Linked DNA regions of Homo sapiens: region 1 is linked to region 2. Evidence: chromatin contacts called from ENCODE Hi-C data. All regions are on one chromosome and are shown on one strand. Each heading gives the region's core, a stretch centred on a gene start or an enhancer-like site at or near the end of the contact. The rest is flanking DNA. Distances are from core to core; before and after follow the strand shown.

What was found. Hi-C counts contacts between places; a loop is a spot of excess contacts on that map. Pooled maps may share reads with other maps.
Region 1: a map of CD4-positive, alpha-beta memory T cell shows a loop between it and region 2 (16-fold over the local background). The contact joins two enhancer-like sites. A Hi-C loop is called at or near these places in 2 of 168 maps with a recorded cell type or tissue (CD4-positive, alpha-beta memory T cell and endothelial cell of umbilical vein), 1 of 37 single-sample maps with no recorded cell type and 8 of 50 pooled maps.

The regions. Positions count from the first base shown.
Region 1 is chr2:205,765,256-205,768,475 of GRCh38, reverse strand. It overlaps NRP2 (neuropilin 2), which reads right to left. Exons shown (of 17, transcript NM_003872.3): 14 at 2,906-3,002; 15 at 1,673-1,693. Among named protein-coding and RNA genes, the nearest start is that of NRP2, 84 kb to the right of the region's middle. Within about 2 kb of position 1,520, at least 2 of the 41 ENCODE cell types and tissues checked have a DNase peak (open chromatin) inside an H3K27ac peak, as active enhancers do.
Region 2 is chr2:204,108,153-204,111,482 of GRCh38, reverse strand. No RefSeq gene overlaps it. Among named protein-coding and RNA genes, the nearest start is that of ICOS, 170 kb to the right of the region's middle. Within about 2 kb of position 1,661, at least 13 of the 41 ENCODE cell types and tissues checked have a DNase peak (open chromatin) inside an H3K27ac peak, as active enhancers do.

The sequences.
Region 1 (3,220 bases), core at 271-2,770, 1.7 Mb before region 2:
GTGTGCACACAGAACAGTGTCTGCAGCAGCTGCTGGCACGTCTTTACCCAGCCTTTCTGGGAGCTGTGAGTCTCCACAACCCAAAGAGAGTCAGGCGAAACAACATCCACAGCTTTCACTTCACCAACATAAGCATTACCTTGGGTCCTGAAGGTTAGAACTCGAATTCGACTGTAATCCAAAGTCGTTCAGTTTGGCTCTCAGCTTTCCTCCAATACTTTGGATTTACATTAACATAAACCTCACCCCCAGAGAGCACCAGTGTATGCACATGAATACTCTTAATACTTTTAGAACTGTGGTACAGGGAGTGGGCATGGGGTTCAGGGACACGAGGAAGGGTAAGAAAGGCAATATATTCTATGTCGGTCTGTCATTCCCCTGTCGTCTGCAGCTTTGTTCCTCACTGGCTGTCTTAGAGCTGATGAGTGGCAAATTGGGTGAGATGATTTGGAGTCAGGGAGCATATCTAGGTGGCAAACCAGGAATTCATCTCTTTCTAGCCCAGAGCTGGACAGATTAATGAGAGTGAAGATAACGAGTCTAGACGGCAGATATAAAAATGGCTGCCCTTATCTCTGCAATGCTGCCACTTGTAGGGGTAAGCCCAGCCAGTACAAAGAGGGCACAGCAATCCTCACAATTGCTGGCATCAAACAGGTCATGAAGAACCCCCATCATTTGGTGAGGGTGTTTTTGTGTGTGCTTTTACACTCAGGCCAACTGCAGTGACGCATTTAGAGTGGCTCCTAAATGTTTGGCATTAGAAACCGGTGTGGGAACTTCAGCAGTGTCCGCTAATAGGTTTGCAAAGAGGGCAAAATGTAAAATCTGCTGCATTGTAACAGCACAAACAACATTGCCATCACCCAAGGCTGGAGGCCTTTTTTTTTTTTTATAACCTGGATGAGGCAAGCATCCCCAATTCTTCTCACTTTGCTCTGCTCTCTCTGCTTTCTCGGGGGAGAACACGTCCTTTCTGATTTTCAGTCCTGCATTTAAAGTGCTCTAGCTCCAGTCATCGAATGCACCTCCTTATTCCCTTGACTGGACACCGGGTCCTAAATGTGGCAACTCTTTCTCCTGAGGCCACCACTTCTGTGTCTCTTTCCTAACTTCCTTCTCTTACAAGCAGCCTGCCACCGTACCTCACTGAGGTATGGTGACTGCAGGTACTGACTGCAGGCTGTACACAGAAGCCCCTCGGCTCTGTGGTTAACTGAAACCGCTGCCTTGGTACCCTGGAACTGGAAAGAAACCATCTTCAGGCTAAAATAAATCATTGCCACCTCATTTCACTTTTAATTTATACTGATTTTTTTTTTTTTTTGGTTCAGTCTTCCCACAGTCTCTCCTTTCTCACCACCCCTGCATTTTCAGCCTCATTGCTCCCCGTTGGACAATGCAAGGCTGAAAGGTTTATCTGTAACCTATTTGTCTCTATTAATAGGTTTCTAAACTTTAATTAAACAAGAGACAGTGAGGCTCTCAATCCCCTTCCCGCATCTACAGGTGTTGCTAGTGCCATCTAGCGGCAGGAAGGTGTGGCGTCTCTTTTCTCTTGCGAGATTTGACAAATTTGGAGGTTGATTCCCCCCATCAAATTCACATCACATGGGGGAAGGAAAAAGCATGCAAAAAAAAAATTTTTTTTTACCTTTAAAATTCTCACCTGCAAAAGCCGAGATGGGTTCTGAAAAAAACAAACAAAAAATTGGACTTAGTTAAAGGCAAGAAACAATTGGGTGAACATAGAGTGAATAATTGGATGAATATGATGATAAACATGACTGCACTCGGTTTTTTTGTACCACTCCATGGAGAGGGCCCCCCATCTTCCACATGTTCTAGGCTGGCTCTAACACATCATCATCATGGGGTGGTGATGGCGGAGGAGGGGGGATTCTCAAAGTTGCTTTGGAACAAAAAGTCCTTCATCAAGAAATGGGTCCCTAAAGTATTGTAATCAGTTACTTACTGCTGATTACTTTCTCAGAGCCTGGATTACTTTTAGATGCCTGGGGCCTGAGAGTTGCCCGGAGGGACTGGGGTGGTCCCAGGTGCTTCTGACATCATCAAGCACACACACACCAGGGGTCGTGTGCCAAGAAAGGCAGTTGGTGAGTTACTGCAGCCACTCTGCTGACTGAAAGCAACCCTCATGCCTTCTCAGGGTTCCTTTCTTGGTTTGGGAAATGTCCATGGCTCTGATGGGACACAGCCAGGGTGACCTCATCTGCAGCAGGAGACCCTGAAGAAAATGCGTGCCTCTCAGGTGGACTGGCTGTTCAGGTGCTTTTGACCAAGATGATGGTTATGATATCCTTCTCGTGCCAGTCACCTGGCCTGCAATGTTTAATCCTACAACAACTTTGGGATCTTGGGCATTAGAGGTATTCGTTTTAAAGAAAAATCTGAAATCTTACTTCAAATGCCACAGTTTGCTCTGCAATTCATTCATGTAAAATAACTACTCAGGTAATTGTGTTATCACTCTTACATAACATATGTACTATTTTTGCTCACCAGTGAAGGCTTCCATTAAATCCATCAAACCTTTCCAGCATATAATTTTGACTGGCAGTTGCTCTCGTCCTCTAGCATTTTCTTTGCTAAAAGCTGGGGTTTGCTGAGGGGGTCTTGGCACCCTGAACCTCTATGTACTTAGTGCATGTCTATTTCTGATTGGGAACAGGGATATAAGCCGTCCCCTTACCTCACACCCCTTCCCACCCTGAACCCAGCCTAAGACACAACTACACCCACACCTTACCTTGCAGAGACTGTGGCTGCCCCACCCACTGGGTAACGACTGCATTGGAAAATGGTGTCCTGCCTCCTCTTGCTTATCCCAGCCCTTGGGGTCTTATTTGAAAGAACCATGAAGAGACAGATATTCACATACCCATGCAGTTCTCCAGTGGGACATCAGTGCTTATCCGAATGTCATCAATGGCAATCTCTCCGGAACGTCCTTTCCCTATCACTCCCTCGAACACAATCTAGAAGCCGGAAGAATAAGAGCCATGGTTAACTGAGTCTCCTAGTCCAAACGGTGCAAGGATTTCCAAGTTTCTGTTAGCTGCAGCTTAAAGCGTGTGTGTGTATGTGTGTGTGTGTGTGTGTTATTGCACCTGGTACACATCTGTTGACCACATGGCTACAGCTCTTGAAATCTTAATTCAAAATGAGTTTGTTCAAATCAAACGCATATTTAAGG
Region 2 (3,330 bases), core at 412-2,911:
CATCCTCCAATCTGGTTTTTGTCATACACGAGTAATTTTAGTTCCAAATACTGGTATGATGTCATTATTTAACACCTTTTTATCTAAGGATATTGGCGTGTCTTGCAAAAGAGTATGTTGCTGCTTTGTCCTCTATTTAGAAAACAAACATTGAGAAACTAAGAGAGACCACTCCACTATTCCAAAATCACACCATACACATAGTTGGAGATAGGAAGAAAGCCCGGATTTCTTATTCAATTTCATCAGAAAAGGAGACGTCTTCCCAGAACACTGGCAACTCTGGAATCCCCCTGAAACCCAAAGAAGAAAAATGTCCCCCTACTTCCTCATGAACCAAATGTTCCACCAAGCTTTACTTAGAATTAGTTATTTCACTCCAAACCCGGTCTGCTTTTTGCTGAATATTTTCTCAAAACTAAAGCCAGTCAACAGAGTTCTCTCTGGTGTGAAGCAAAACAAAAACAATCCAAAGTTTTTATGTTGTCACCAGACAAAAATTTGCTAAGAACAAGCAGAAATGAGGAGTTAATGGATCCCATATGTGGCCACTAACATAGGTTTATGAGATTTTCCAAGAGATTTCTGAAGATTCCTATAGCACAAAGGAAGATCAAACAGCCACTTTCCTGTCAAACAGGGCAAAAAATGCTCCATCCATAGTTCCCCCTGCATTTATTTTGGTAAACCTGGAAAGAAAAGGTGGCTGCAATATCTGCCTTACAGGGAGCTGACCACAACATGTGGTATACTGGAGCAGGAAAGAAGGTCCTTAAAGACGTCACCTGTGTCCTCACAGCACAAGCAGACCTGCCCTTAGAGCCCACTGCTTGGTATGAGATGTAGCCTCTGGGGGAGGGCTGAGCAACGGAGAGGGAGAGCTGGACAATTTTCTTCATCCGGGAAAATTGCACACACACAAAAATAGCTGCTTTCTTCAAATGTCAATCAGCTCCTTCAAGTTTCAAGCTTCACTGAGGGGTCAGAAGAGGCATTTCCTCTACACATATTTCAGTATCACATCGGGACGTTCAGCCACACACAGCTTCCGGCACGGGGGCTGTGGTTGTGTTGGAGTTAACCACACAGGGCACAGGGTGAGGGAGTTGTCGTTGTTGTTCTTGTTTCTGTTGTTGTGATGGAGGCGGGGCAGCTGGTGGGGTTAAAACGGTTTCCATTATTATTATTTTCTTTCCCCCTTTGTGTGCTATGAACTCTGAACTAGACAAATGAGAACTATCTCCCCTGTTATTAGTAGAATGTCTTCTGTGAGCAAATTCCAACCACTAGAATGTCCGTGTGAACTGCAAAGGCAACCACAACAGTTTTGGAAACTGGGGATGATTGTGGGGCTCCTGGACCGCTGCCCTCCGCCCTGCAGCAGGGAAACAGAACACCCTAGACAGGTGGGGAAGGAGTGGATGGGGGTGAGTCTGCAGGAGAGGAAGCCTGGCCGAAATGTGCTTTTGGATAAAATGTCCCGATTAACCAAGAGCACACAAAATGTGCAGACTGGCAGCACAAGGCCTTAAGCACCCGCAAAGCACGCTGAGTCTTTGGGCTGCTCTGTGACAGGGAGATGTGTTTACCCCAGACAAGTTCACCAGTCCGACAGCCGCCTGAGGCCAGTTGGAGAGGAGGTTGAAATGTTCCACAGTGTGAAGAGTCAGCGCGATCTGTAGAGATAATGGAGCATTCGGTTTGACATCCAAAACTGGTGTATCCAGGAGGAGCGGGATTCTTGCTGGGAGGAGAGACAGTAATTGTTTTTAGCAAGACAGATAAGACATTCCGGTTTCTGTAGATTCCTCCCCAACCAGGAAACAACTGCCTCCAATGTCAGTGCTAAATATTGAAATCAAGGTGTGCAAATGCCTCAGCTTCTCTCCACCGCCTGCTGCATGATTACTTTCAAATAAGAATGTCCTTCCTTCTTAATTTTACACTTAGATAGGTAAAAACATCATCAATTTTAGCAGACTGTTTAGTTTTAATCTGATCAAAACAATCATTCACTAAGAACCTTCTAAGAGATTATAGGAAACATTAATTGTGTAGCTGGACTGGGATACGACTGGAGGGAGGCTTGTAAATAAATCCTAGGACTTGAGTCCAAGAAATATAAAAGGAGAGAGAACACAGAAGCTAGTGCAGATAGATGCCTGATGTCTCCTTTTAGGTGAGAGCATAGAAACATGTAGAGCTTGTTTCCTCTGAGGTTAGATACCGTTTAGTCCTTCCTTGGGTATTCCCATTTACGGCTGTGGTCAAGTGAATCAGCCACAGACGTTACTATTACTTAAAAAGAAAACCATTTTCTCTACATTGGTGCTAGTTCCAAATTGTGTCTGTGTGATCGTCCCTCCCTCAGCCATCTCATTTCCAGGGCTGACAAATATTTAGCCTACATAAATACACATTTGGGGAGATCCTACGCCATTTCTCCCTCCTCGTGACCCAACTCGTATTCTTCAAAACATCAAACAAAACAATTCGCAGAATAAAGTTGCCTTCCGAAAGAGGGATTTCCCCCTCCAGTTTCCCTCCCACTTCCACTAGGTCAGTCTGTCTTTCTTCCCTCCTACTCTCCTATACCCCTTCACCCTCCCCAGCAAACTCTGGAAAAACAGTAGTAACTAACATTTGTGCCTTTGGCAATAAAACCACAGGCCTCACAAACCCCAAATGGCAAAAAGACATTTCCATTCCAATCCCAGTTTTAAATTAAACTGTAATGAAAAATCAGCAGTGGCAGCTGGGACCAGAGACACTGATTGTCTCTAGGAACAAAAAGGAGGGGAACAGAGGGGGAGAGGAAAAAGAAAAGAGACTGCAAGGAAGCCTCGCTCTGGTAATAAAGCAGCTGGTAAACCTTCAAGTAAAAAGAAATTAGAAAAACAAATCTAGTGCAGAGACAAGCAAAGATGGCTGTTTTCCTCTACAATCACAGTGAGGCAGACCACAAATCACCCTCCACTTTATGAATGGACAGGAGGGGGTGGGGTGGGAGGGAAGATGAGTGGGCCTGTGCTGACACCTGGAGGAAGATTAGGGAAATTCTCGGGGGGTTGGTCCCACCCCCACATTCCGTGAATGAGTGGGGATTTTGGCTTTCTCAGTGGTCATAGTCAATACTGAGGCTACAAGGAAAAATAAGAAGACCTCATTGCCTTCTTAAAAAATATTTTTAATTGATAAATAATAATTGTACATATTTTTGGTGTACATGTGATACTTTCATACATGTATACAATGTGTAATGATCAAATCAGGGCATTTAGGATATCTAAACCTTAAATTTTTATCATTTCTTTGTGTTGAGAACATTTT